Linked DNA regions of Homo sapiens: region 2 is linked to region 1. The links are chromatin loops, found by intact Hi-C in ENCODE. Cell type or tissue: CD14-positive monocyte. All regions are shown on one strand.

Region 1 (5,000 bases):
GAGCCACCATGCCCAGCCCATTTTAAGTTTCTTAAAAACTAAAAAATAAAAGATAATTCTTACATATACTGAAGTTTTGGAGTTAATTTGAACCAAATTGACAAGGTATTCTTGCGGTAATGTGCTTGTTAACTTTACTAGTTGCTTTGTTGAGTTTTTTAGAAGACTGAATTTAAAGCAGGATTGTCTATTAGTGTAGCTGCCAGTCTTTGTTTCCACGCTCCAGTCATATTATATGAGTGCAGTTGTTATCATATGCCATAATAATCTTAATGAAGAGTTTAAAGGCACTTTTTACTCTGGTGTTTTGTTGTTGTTGCTGTTTGTTTGCTTTTTTTGGTCTGCTGAGCAAGAGCACTGTGGTCACATGAGAATCCTCACCTAAGAAATTTTCCAGTTAAAAATGAAAATTTTGTTAAAGGTTCTATGCATTTGGGTAGTACAGCAGGGGAGGAAAGTGACTTTGAAGTTGTTAAATATCATTAAGGAGAATCCATTGATATACCTTTGATTTAGGGATTCCTTTATCCACACCAGTTACGTCAGGTTTCAGCCTGGACCCAATTATTAGACCTGAGGTACTGAACTCAATAAAGAAATTTGAAATGGAAATACTGTCAGACCTTTAACTATAGTTAGGTTAGTAGGTGCTAGAAGAATCTTAATTCATTAGCCAAACCTCTGACCTCACTACCCTTAATCATCCTTGCTTGTCATGACATAATTGGCTGCTTATTGCCTTCTCCTACCTCTCTTTTCAAATTGCTAGCCTTTGAGAATTTCACTTGACATTATTTCTTGTCTATTAAGACAGAGAAAGCGCATAGTTTGGTGTGTGAATTAGCAAAACCATTTTAGTCCTCTTTCAGAAGAGAATGGAGGGTGTGTGTTTTGTTCTTGATGCAGTTAAGACAGTTACCAAAAGTTCAATTATAGGTCTTTAAGGACTAGGGGTAAACTGTGAACGTATTTGTGGATTTTCTTTTCAGATATGCTGTTAACTGCTGAATTACCTTACCCCTTATGAAACACAGGACCAAAGATGTGGACTAGTATTGTTTTAGGATGAAGTTAAATACTCAGAACTCTCTCATCACCATGATCATAGTTCTTTTAGGGCACAGGGAAGGTAAATCCATGAGGTTCTCTGCTAGCATTTCTAGGAGAAATTTCCCTCAACTTTCCCACAGGAAGGATAGATTAGAGAATGCAATGACTTTCAGTAAGTAATTTTTGTCACCTGTTGTCCTTGTGGATTGGAGGCAGGTAGTGAGAGAGACGAGAGAGGAAGAGAAAAAAGAAATAAAAATTAAGCTAACGAGCTAGCACACTTAGATAGGAAGCAGGGGATTATTTTATGGGTTATTTCTGTGGCTAGAATTGACCACAGGGCATATATTTTGTCTAACCCTACCCTAGCTGGTCACAGAATTTTGCTGTTTCTGTTGTATTGGAGTATAAGAAATCAACATTTTTATAAGTGAAAAGTGGTTGAATATCAGAAATTTCATGTGGTTCAAACTAATATATAACAACATGTAACACACTGTAGGATGGCTACAGTTGTAGAGAGGTAGGGTGTGTGTGTGTGTGTGTGTGTGTGTGCCCACACACGTGCAAGCAAGTAAAAGGTGGGAGGGGGGAAATAGAAACTTGTGAGCATATTATATTCCCTTGGGGTACCATAGCTGAAAACCTCTCCTCTCGCCTGTGGTTTTAGTTATTCAAGATCAAATACAATTGTCCTGGTATGTTTTCACACTTCCATATTAATACAGTTGAGACAGTTTATGGGGTGAGTTAAAAAATAAACCATCTTGACAGAGATTACCATTGGGGATAATAATCTAAAGTGAGTGTTGTCTAAAGAGTACAACAGAAATAGCAGAGACTGAAATGCGGCCACCCCTACATTCTTTGACAGTGGAGAATTAGGGGTGTGACATCTATCCTATAGGCTGAATAAATGCAAATTATTGTTTATCTTAAAATAGGTTTTATGATATTTCTAGTGAAATAACCAGACTGTGCTGATTTGACTTTTTGTCTTTCTTAGACGAGCTCATCTGCGCCTTTGTTTAGAACGCTTAAAAGTTCTGATTCCACTAGGACCAGACTGCACCCGGCACACAACACTTGGTTTGCTCAACAAAGCCAAAGCACACATCAAGGTGAGAATTTTTACTTTCAGATTTGCACAATTCCCTCAGTTCTGGTTTAATTATTGGCACTGATTCCTATTCATATACATCAGCTAGTTCACCATGCCCTCCTTAATAACTGACCTCAAGAGAAGTCTTTCTAAAAACTTACCAGCTAATCTGATGGGAACAACATAACCTGATTAAACTAAATTGTTTTGACAGCGTGGCCATTTGAAGAACTGAGAACACTAGGAAAATAACAATTACCCTCTTCATACTCGGAAGGCAGTTGTGCCCTCTGGTGGAGATGACTTCATTTGGCTGTGTCCTTCCGTATTTTTCCATCAAATACCATACTAGAGGAAGTTTCTCCGTGGAGATTACTTTACAGACTTTTAGAAGTCCATCTTGTTCAAGTAACATAGCATTCATTACATACACACAAAAGTAAAGACAAAACTATTTTTTATTTTTAAAAATATGTATTTATATGCATTCTCATTTTGGAGGCTTTAAAATGTATTTATATATTTTTATACACACTCACACATGTATATTCATTCATGTTTTCTCTGCTAAAGGAGGAATCAGTTTTATTGTTTGTACTGGACTATACACAAATGTAAAAATCATTTCATCATTTCAGAAACTTGAAGAAGCTGAAAGAAAAAGCCAGCACCAGCTCGAGAATTTGGAACGAGAACAGAGATTTTTAAAGTGGCGACTGGAACAGCTGCAGGGTCCTCAGGAGATGGAACGAATACGAATGGACAGCATTGGATCAACTATTTCTTCAGATCGTTCTGATTCAGAGCGAGGTAGGCAGCTTGCCTCTTCTCTAATGAAATACTAAACATCTCTGTATCTGGATTTAGGGAAGGTATGTTGGGAGGCACTGTATTTGCTTTCTTTCTAGCCAACAGAGTAACATTGTAGGTTTTATGCAATCATAATATTGTCTACAGCAGTGCCAGTGTGGACTATAAAACTTTTTGTTTTTTCCTTGAAAAAAAATATATTTATATATTTATATTATAAATTATATAATGTCCCTCAATTTAGGTTTGTCTGATGTTTTCAAATGATTAGATTGAGGGTATACAGTTGGGGTAAGGAATATCACAGAAATGATGTTGTGCCCGGTGGCTCATGCCTGTAATCCCAGCACTCTGGGAGGCCAAGGCGGGCAGATCACAAGGTCAGGAGATCGAGGCCATCCTGGCTAACATGGTAAAATCCTGTCTCTACTAAAAATACAAAAAATTAGACGGGCGTGGTGGCAGGCGCCTGTAGTCCTAGCTACTCGGGAGGCTGAGGCAGGAGAATGGCGTGAACCCGGGAGGCGGAGCTTGCAGTGAGCCGAGATCATGCCACTGCGCTCCAGCCTGGGCAACAGAGTGAGGTTCCGTCTCAAAAAAAAAAAAAAGAAAAGAAATGATGTTGTGCCTTTCTCAATCCATTGTGTCAGGAAGATACACGATGTCGAAGTTTTTACTACTGGTGATGTGAATTTTTATATGTAGATTTTAAAGTACAACACCCTTTATTTCTCTTTCCATCTATCCTAGAATATTTATCTTTGACAGAGTTAAAGAACAGAAGTCAACCAAAAAAGAATGGTTTGAATTTTACTGATTGTTCTTCCCAAAGCTTCCACCACATCAGGCTTCATATCACATTAAAAGATCCCAGAGGTGAACACTGGTGATTTGAAGTCTTACATTTGGAGAAAGGAGCTCATGAGCTCTTTAGGATTCTAAAACATGAGACAAGTGACAGAGTTTTTTTGTTTGTTTGTTTTTAGGACTCTGATTTTGTTTTTTGTTTTTGACTTTTTTAAGTGGAAATTTTCAAACATACTTAGAATAGAATAATGAACTCCTGTATACCCACCATTCAGTTTGAATAGCTGTCAACTTGTTTCATCTGTTCTTCACTACGCTCACCCTCAATATTTTTTCTGGAATGCTTTAACTCAAATCCCAGATAACATCATTTTGCCCCTAAATACTTTAGTATGTATCTTGAATAAATAGGATTTTTAAAAATGTAATTATAATGCTATTATAATACCCCACAAAATTAATTCAGATAATCTTTTTTAATATCATCTAATACCCAGTCTGTGATACATTTTCTCCAGTTGTCTCAAAAATGGCATTTTACCATTGGTATGTTTAAATCAGGATCCAAAGGCCACATTGCATTTGTTTGATGTGCCTTTTAAGATATTAATCTATAATAATTTTTTCTCTTCCCCCTACACCGTTTTGGTAGAAACAAAAACTGATTTCTACATAACATCTCAAAAAGACTTCTTTGGCAGAGAAAACATGAAGGAATATATAGGTATAGATCTGTGTGTTGTATATATGTACATATTTTTTTAAACATCAAGAGACTGAGTCATTTTTCTTATAGAATTTCCTACATCCTAGATTTGGCTGGTTGAATCCTCATGGTGTCATTTAACATGTTATGTCCTTTATATTGACTGTAAACTGGTTGGTAGATGCAGAATACTTCATAGGTGGTGCTTTGTACTTCCTGTTATGTCAGTATTGTGTGTAGTTGTTGTTGCACTTTTAATATTAATCAATAGGTTCAGGTAAGGTCATTTTAATACATTTATATAAATGTATAGCCTTTAACTTAACAGTTTTAGCAATTATTGCCCTTATTTCATTGGGTGTCATAAAATAGTGATTTTCTAATTGTGTCATTCCTCTTGTATTTATAAACTGTTTTTCTCCTATAAACATTTTCTCATCAACTTTTCGGTTATCCTGAAATAAAGTTCATACAGGGAAGGTGGGATAAATGCTTGGTCTTGGTTTTTGCTTTATCAGTTTTCCA
Region 2 (5,000 bases), 380 kb before region 1:
TTTAATGTGTCTATGAGAACATTGAATATTACATGTGTATCTCACAGATTCTACTTAGACAGTGCTAATGAGGTCCTTTCCCATGACATTCACCAGTTTCTTTTTGTGTTCTCATTTATGACTGTGGCTTACCTATTATTTAATCTCTTCAAAGGGAATCTCATTCATCTCCACAACAGTAATAACAACAATAGCGGCAGCTAATATGACGAGACTTTTCAAGTGACATCAAGCATTCAAGCAGCAAGCATTCAAGTGCTTCAAGCATTCACATCTACAGTATGAACCCATTTCATCCTAACAATAGCCCATGCGGTACATACCACACTGTCACAATCTCCTTTTTGCGAATGCAGAAACTGAGACCCAGAAAGTTTAATTGACACTTCAGAATTTCATGTAACTTGCCTGATGTCAAGCAACTAGTAAGTAGCAAATCTGGCATCTGAACCCAGAGAGGCTCTAGAGCTCATACGCTTACCTATATGCTAACTACCTGCCCTCTGCATTTGCCCCAGACCTAGCCCTGAGCAGCAGTCAGAAAACATGCAAACAAACAAAACACAATTTCTCCACGTATGTAAGACAGACAGCTAAGCTACAGCAATAGAAATGACAGTTAAGATTATAAAAGAAAGAGTGGAGAGGGGTGATGAAGATGGAAGGACAGCAAGAGTGCAAAAATGTAAGTCTGTGAAGTCTAAACAGTGACTTCTGCAATAAGAGCAACAGCTAACACCAAGCAAGCTTGATACATTTTGTATTTTCAGGATGTTGCTACAAAACACATCTGTCTCAGATTAGAGCCTCAGTTTCCTCATGGAGGGAAAAGCCATCTAATTCTGATATTGCAGGATCATTAGTAGGAGATAAAGAGCTGAGGGAAAGCCTGGAACATCCCCTGTGGCTTAGATGGCCTCACTGCCACTCCCAGAAGGAATTGCTTCGGGTGTAATAGGCCACACCTACTGTCAAAGATAGAACATTTTTAAGTATCAGTCAGGGTGTCCAAAAATCAGCTTTATGATGACCAAACAAACAAAAAAAGCTGGCAAAGGAACAGCACCCAGGACCAAGAACATCAAGATAAACTTGACTCAGCTATAAGATGTCGGTGTCTCCTACTAGTAAACACACAGATAATATCCTAACTCCAGGCAAAAGAAAACTGAAATTGAAATACAAACACTACAAAGCTTCCAACACACCCTTAACCAGAAACCTTCAACTCTTAATTCAAGTAACATTAGCAGGTCGAATCTTTCTGTACACTGAGGCCTCCCCTGGAGGTAAAGATTCACAAATAGTAGAGCTATTAGGAGTCTTCAGCTGAGGCTCCATGACGACCTGTGAGAACCCTTTCGGAGGAGGGCCCCAATTTCAGACAACTGTGCCAGGGGACTTACAGAACTGCCCAAACCAACTGCTACATAATCATCATGTGCTCCAGTTGCGGGAACCACCATCTGCTCAACACTAACAGGGTGACTGCAATCAAATCAGCCTAGGGCAACTGTCCAATGCTTGAAGGGCAGAAAATTAAAAATGCCACTGGTGAATCCAGCAGAGAATCCAGGTGACATGAAGCCCACATCCAAAGGCTGAGGCCTAGGACTGACAGGAAACAAGGAAGAGCTCATCAGAGGGGCCCAAAGAAAAGAAAAAACAAAATTCCTTGAAGACAAGGCAATGGTCTGCCCTTCTTAAATGGGGGAGTGCCCAGCTCCTCTGCTACCTACGACTCATACCATAACTCAGGCTCAAATCACAGTGGCCAGCCTACTTCCTCACCCAGTCCTTGGTCAAGATGATATTTTGCTTCATATGAAGTTGGTCAATCTTTTTTTTTTTTTTTTTGAGACAGGGTCTTGCTCTGTTGCCTAGGCTGGAGTGCAGTGGCGCAATCTCAGCTCACTGCAACCTCCACCTCCTGGGTTCAAGCGATTCTCCCACCACAGCCTCCCAAGTACTCAGGACTACAGCCATGAGCCACCACGCCCAGCTAATTTTTGTATTTTTTGGCAGAGATGGGGTTTCACATGTTGACCAGCCTGGTTTCGAACTCCTGACCTCAGGTGATCCACCTGCCTCAACCTTCCAAAATGCTCGGATTACAGGCGTGAGCCACCACACCCAGCCTGAAGTTGACCAATCTTATTTGTCTATTCTAATGAACACAAACGAACCTCACCAAGTCTATCCTTACCTTCCCACTGCCTACTAGATCTAACAGTTATGCACCCAGCCTCATGGCTTCCTCACATGCCACCACCCCGATTCCAGCTTGATATTCTACTTTTCCTATATTCTGCCAGGCTGAACAGCCAGTGAGCTGGTGCCTGAATACACCTCTCACTCTGACCTCTCCCTTCATCCACCTCTACATGCAAGACCCATCATCGGATGAAAAGTACTATCACAGAACAACATATAAAGGTATTCCATGAAACACTAGAGTCTCCCACCCCGCCCCTGAAATAACTGGGAAAATTCCATGGACATTTAAGTCTGAAAAATGCTGAATACTTTATCCCCTCCTTAGAGGTACAGAGTGCACATCAGCATATTAAAGGCCCTGAGAAGTCCTGCAGCTATGAAACTCATTGGGGCAAAGGACTTGAATAGACATTTTCTCCAAAGAAAATATACAAATGGGACCAAAAAGCATATGAAAAGATACTCAACATCACTAACCATCAGGTAATGCAAATCAAATCTACAATGAGCCATCACCTCACAACAAAACAAAAAATAGCAAGTGTTGGTGAGGAAGTGGAAGAACTGGAATGCTGTGTACCATTGGTGGGAATGCAAAATAGTACAGGTGCTGCAGAAAACAGTATGGAAGTTCCCCCAAAAATTAAAAATAGAAGGATCATATGATCTGGCAATCTCACTTGTGGGCATATATCCAAAAGAATGGAAAACAGGATCTCAAAAAGATACTTGCAAACCCATGTTCATTGCAACATTACTCACAATAGCCAAGAGGTGGAAAAAACTGAAATGACCATCCACAGATGAACAGGTTAAAAAAAAAAAGTCTCTAAATAAAATGGAATATTATTCAGCCTTATAAAAGAAAGAAATCCTGTCATATGTTACAACATGGATGAACCTTGGACACTATACTAAGTGAAATAAGCCAGTCACAAAAAGACAAATACTGCATGATTCCAATTACATGCGTTATCTAAAGCAGGCAAACTTTTTTTTTTGAGACGGAATCTCGCTCTGTCACCCAGGCTGGAGTACAGTGCTGCAATCTCGGCCGGCTCACTGTAACCTCCGCCTCTCAGGATCAAGCAAATTCTCCTGCTTCAGCCTCCTGAGCAGAGGGATTACAGGCACGTGCTACCAAGCCTGGCTAATTTTTATATTTTTAGTAGAGATGGGGTTTCACCATGTTGGTCAGGCTGGTCTCCAACTCCTGACCTCATGATCCGCCTGCCTCGGCCTCCCAAAGTGCTGGGATTACAGGCGTGAGCCACCGTGACTGGCCCAGCAAAATCTTAGAGAGAGAAAGTAGAATGGTGGTTGCCAGGGATAGGAGGGGAGGAGAGAGACTGGGAGGAGCTGTTTAATGGATATAAAGTTTCAGTTTTGCAAGACGAAAAAGTTCTAGAGATCTGTTGCACAACAATATGTGCATGTAGTTAACACTACAGTATTGTACATTTTTAAATGGTTAAAATAAATGTCATATTATACATTTTTCACCACAATAAAAAAACACTGTTCAGCTCATTTCACTATTTTCTCAACTAACAAATATATTTTTTGTAGAGCATCTTACAAGACACAACAGGAATACTGAAGAACACACACAGTTTGGGGAACACTGTTCTAAACATCAAAGTATCCTAAACTTCATACTGTTGCCTCAAATATCCGATCCCTTTGCTTATTCATTTCAAGCCCTTCATTTGCTCCTAAGGCCAGGAAATCCATGTCTCCAGGCAGAGATCCAATCTTGAGGTTGAGTTGTTCCCAGGTTAATACAGGCCTGACCTTGTCGCAACCATGTAGACCAGGACCTCTGGGGAGAGGCAGGAAGTCAGCCAGCCAGAATGGACATGTTTTGTGATCTTTGCTCAACTTACAGAAATACCCTTATCTACCACCCCCTCCATCATGGTGGACTGGTGGACCCCCATTACTCATGTCTGACATCACACAGACACACACACAGACACAGACACGCACACGTGCACACACACAGAGTAACCAGGACCATGCAGAACCAAGTTGCTACATATACCAATCAAGTTCTCATCCTGGACTTTGAATTTGGGGGATTAAGGTTCTAGTTCAATCTGGTATCTTGAAAGTAAGAGAGGAAAAGATATAAATGTAGGTGTTGTCAGGTTTATATGACCCAACCAGTTGGCTGAAAAAGAGAAACTGATATGCAGCAAGACCTGAAAACCCTCCCGTCCCAGTTCTTCTTGAGGGCCTGCTACATTCCTGCCCTCATGTTCCACAAGACACCCTATCTGAGGCCCTGACACACATAACTCTGAGAGCACCATTCACAATCTGGAGTTGTGCCAATATGGTGGCTCTGCCCTTGAATCCTTATAAAGCATTTTTATTGCTCAAGGTATCTCAAGGCAGTTTCTATTACCTGCAACTGAAGAATCCTGTAACAACAGCTTTATTTCCCACCACTGCTTTTTACTTCCCTGGTCTCTTGCCAGGGAAACCTGTCCCACTGTTTCTGAAGAGCATCCGAAGCTTCCCTGTTTCTTTGCCTTTGCTGCCACTAATACTTTTACCTAGAACCTCTTTCCTCCTCCTCCACCCCATCCCTCTATTTACCCAAACTCCACCCATCCTTCAAGGTCCAATTCAACTGTCTCCCCTGTGCCATGAAGCTCTTCATCATCTTCCCCTCTCACCCTCAAACTTCCACAGCCTTCTGTCCAGATTTTCTTGATCACACTTACCACATTTTACCTTACAATACAGGTATGTGCATGTACATCTAAACTCCATTA

The links. Peaks named below come from ENCODE experiments on the same cell type or tissue, not always from the same donor. Only the 100,000 strongest peaks of a DNase experiment are listed, where the experiment ranks them.
Region 2: a loop joins it to region 1, with 2.9 times the contacts of the local background. A loop is called at or near these places in 5 of 110 quality-filtered maps.

Annotation. Positions count from the first base shown.
Region 1 is chr10:110,277,124-110,282,123 of GRCh38, forward strand. MXI1 (MAX interactor 1, dimerization protein) reads left to right here. Exons shown (of 6, transcript NM_130439.3): 4 at 2,057-2,171; 5 at 2,791-2,962. Among named protein-coding and RNA genes, the nearest start is that of SMNDC1, 25 kb to the right of the region's middle. In CD14-positive monocyte, CTCF peaks have their summits at 2,475 (motif pointing left) and 2,674; a DNase peak (open chromatin) is centred at 2,448; H3K4me3 peaks cover 344 bases; H3K27ac peaks cover 475 bases.
Region 2 is chr10:109,902,006-109,907,005 of GRCh38, forward strand. The region is part of intron 3 of XPNPEP1 (X-prolyl aminopeptidase 1); the gene reads right to left. Among named protein-coding and RNA genes, the nearest start is that of XPNPEP1, 19 kb to the right of the region's middle. In CD14-positive monocyte, no CTCF peak of the experiment used is centred here; no DNase peak of the experiment used is centred here; H3K27ac peaks cover 4,287 bases.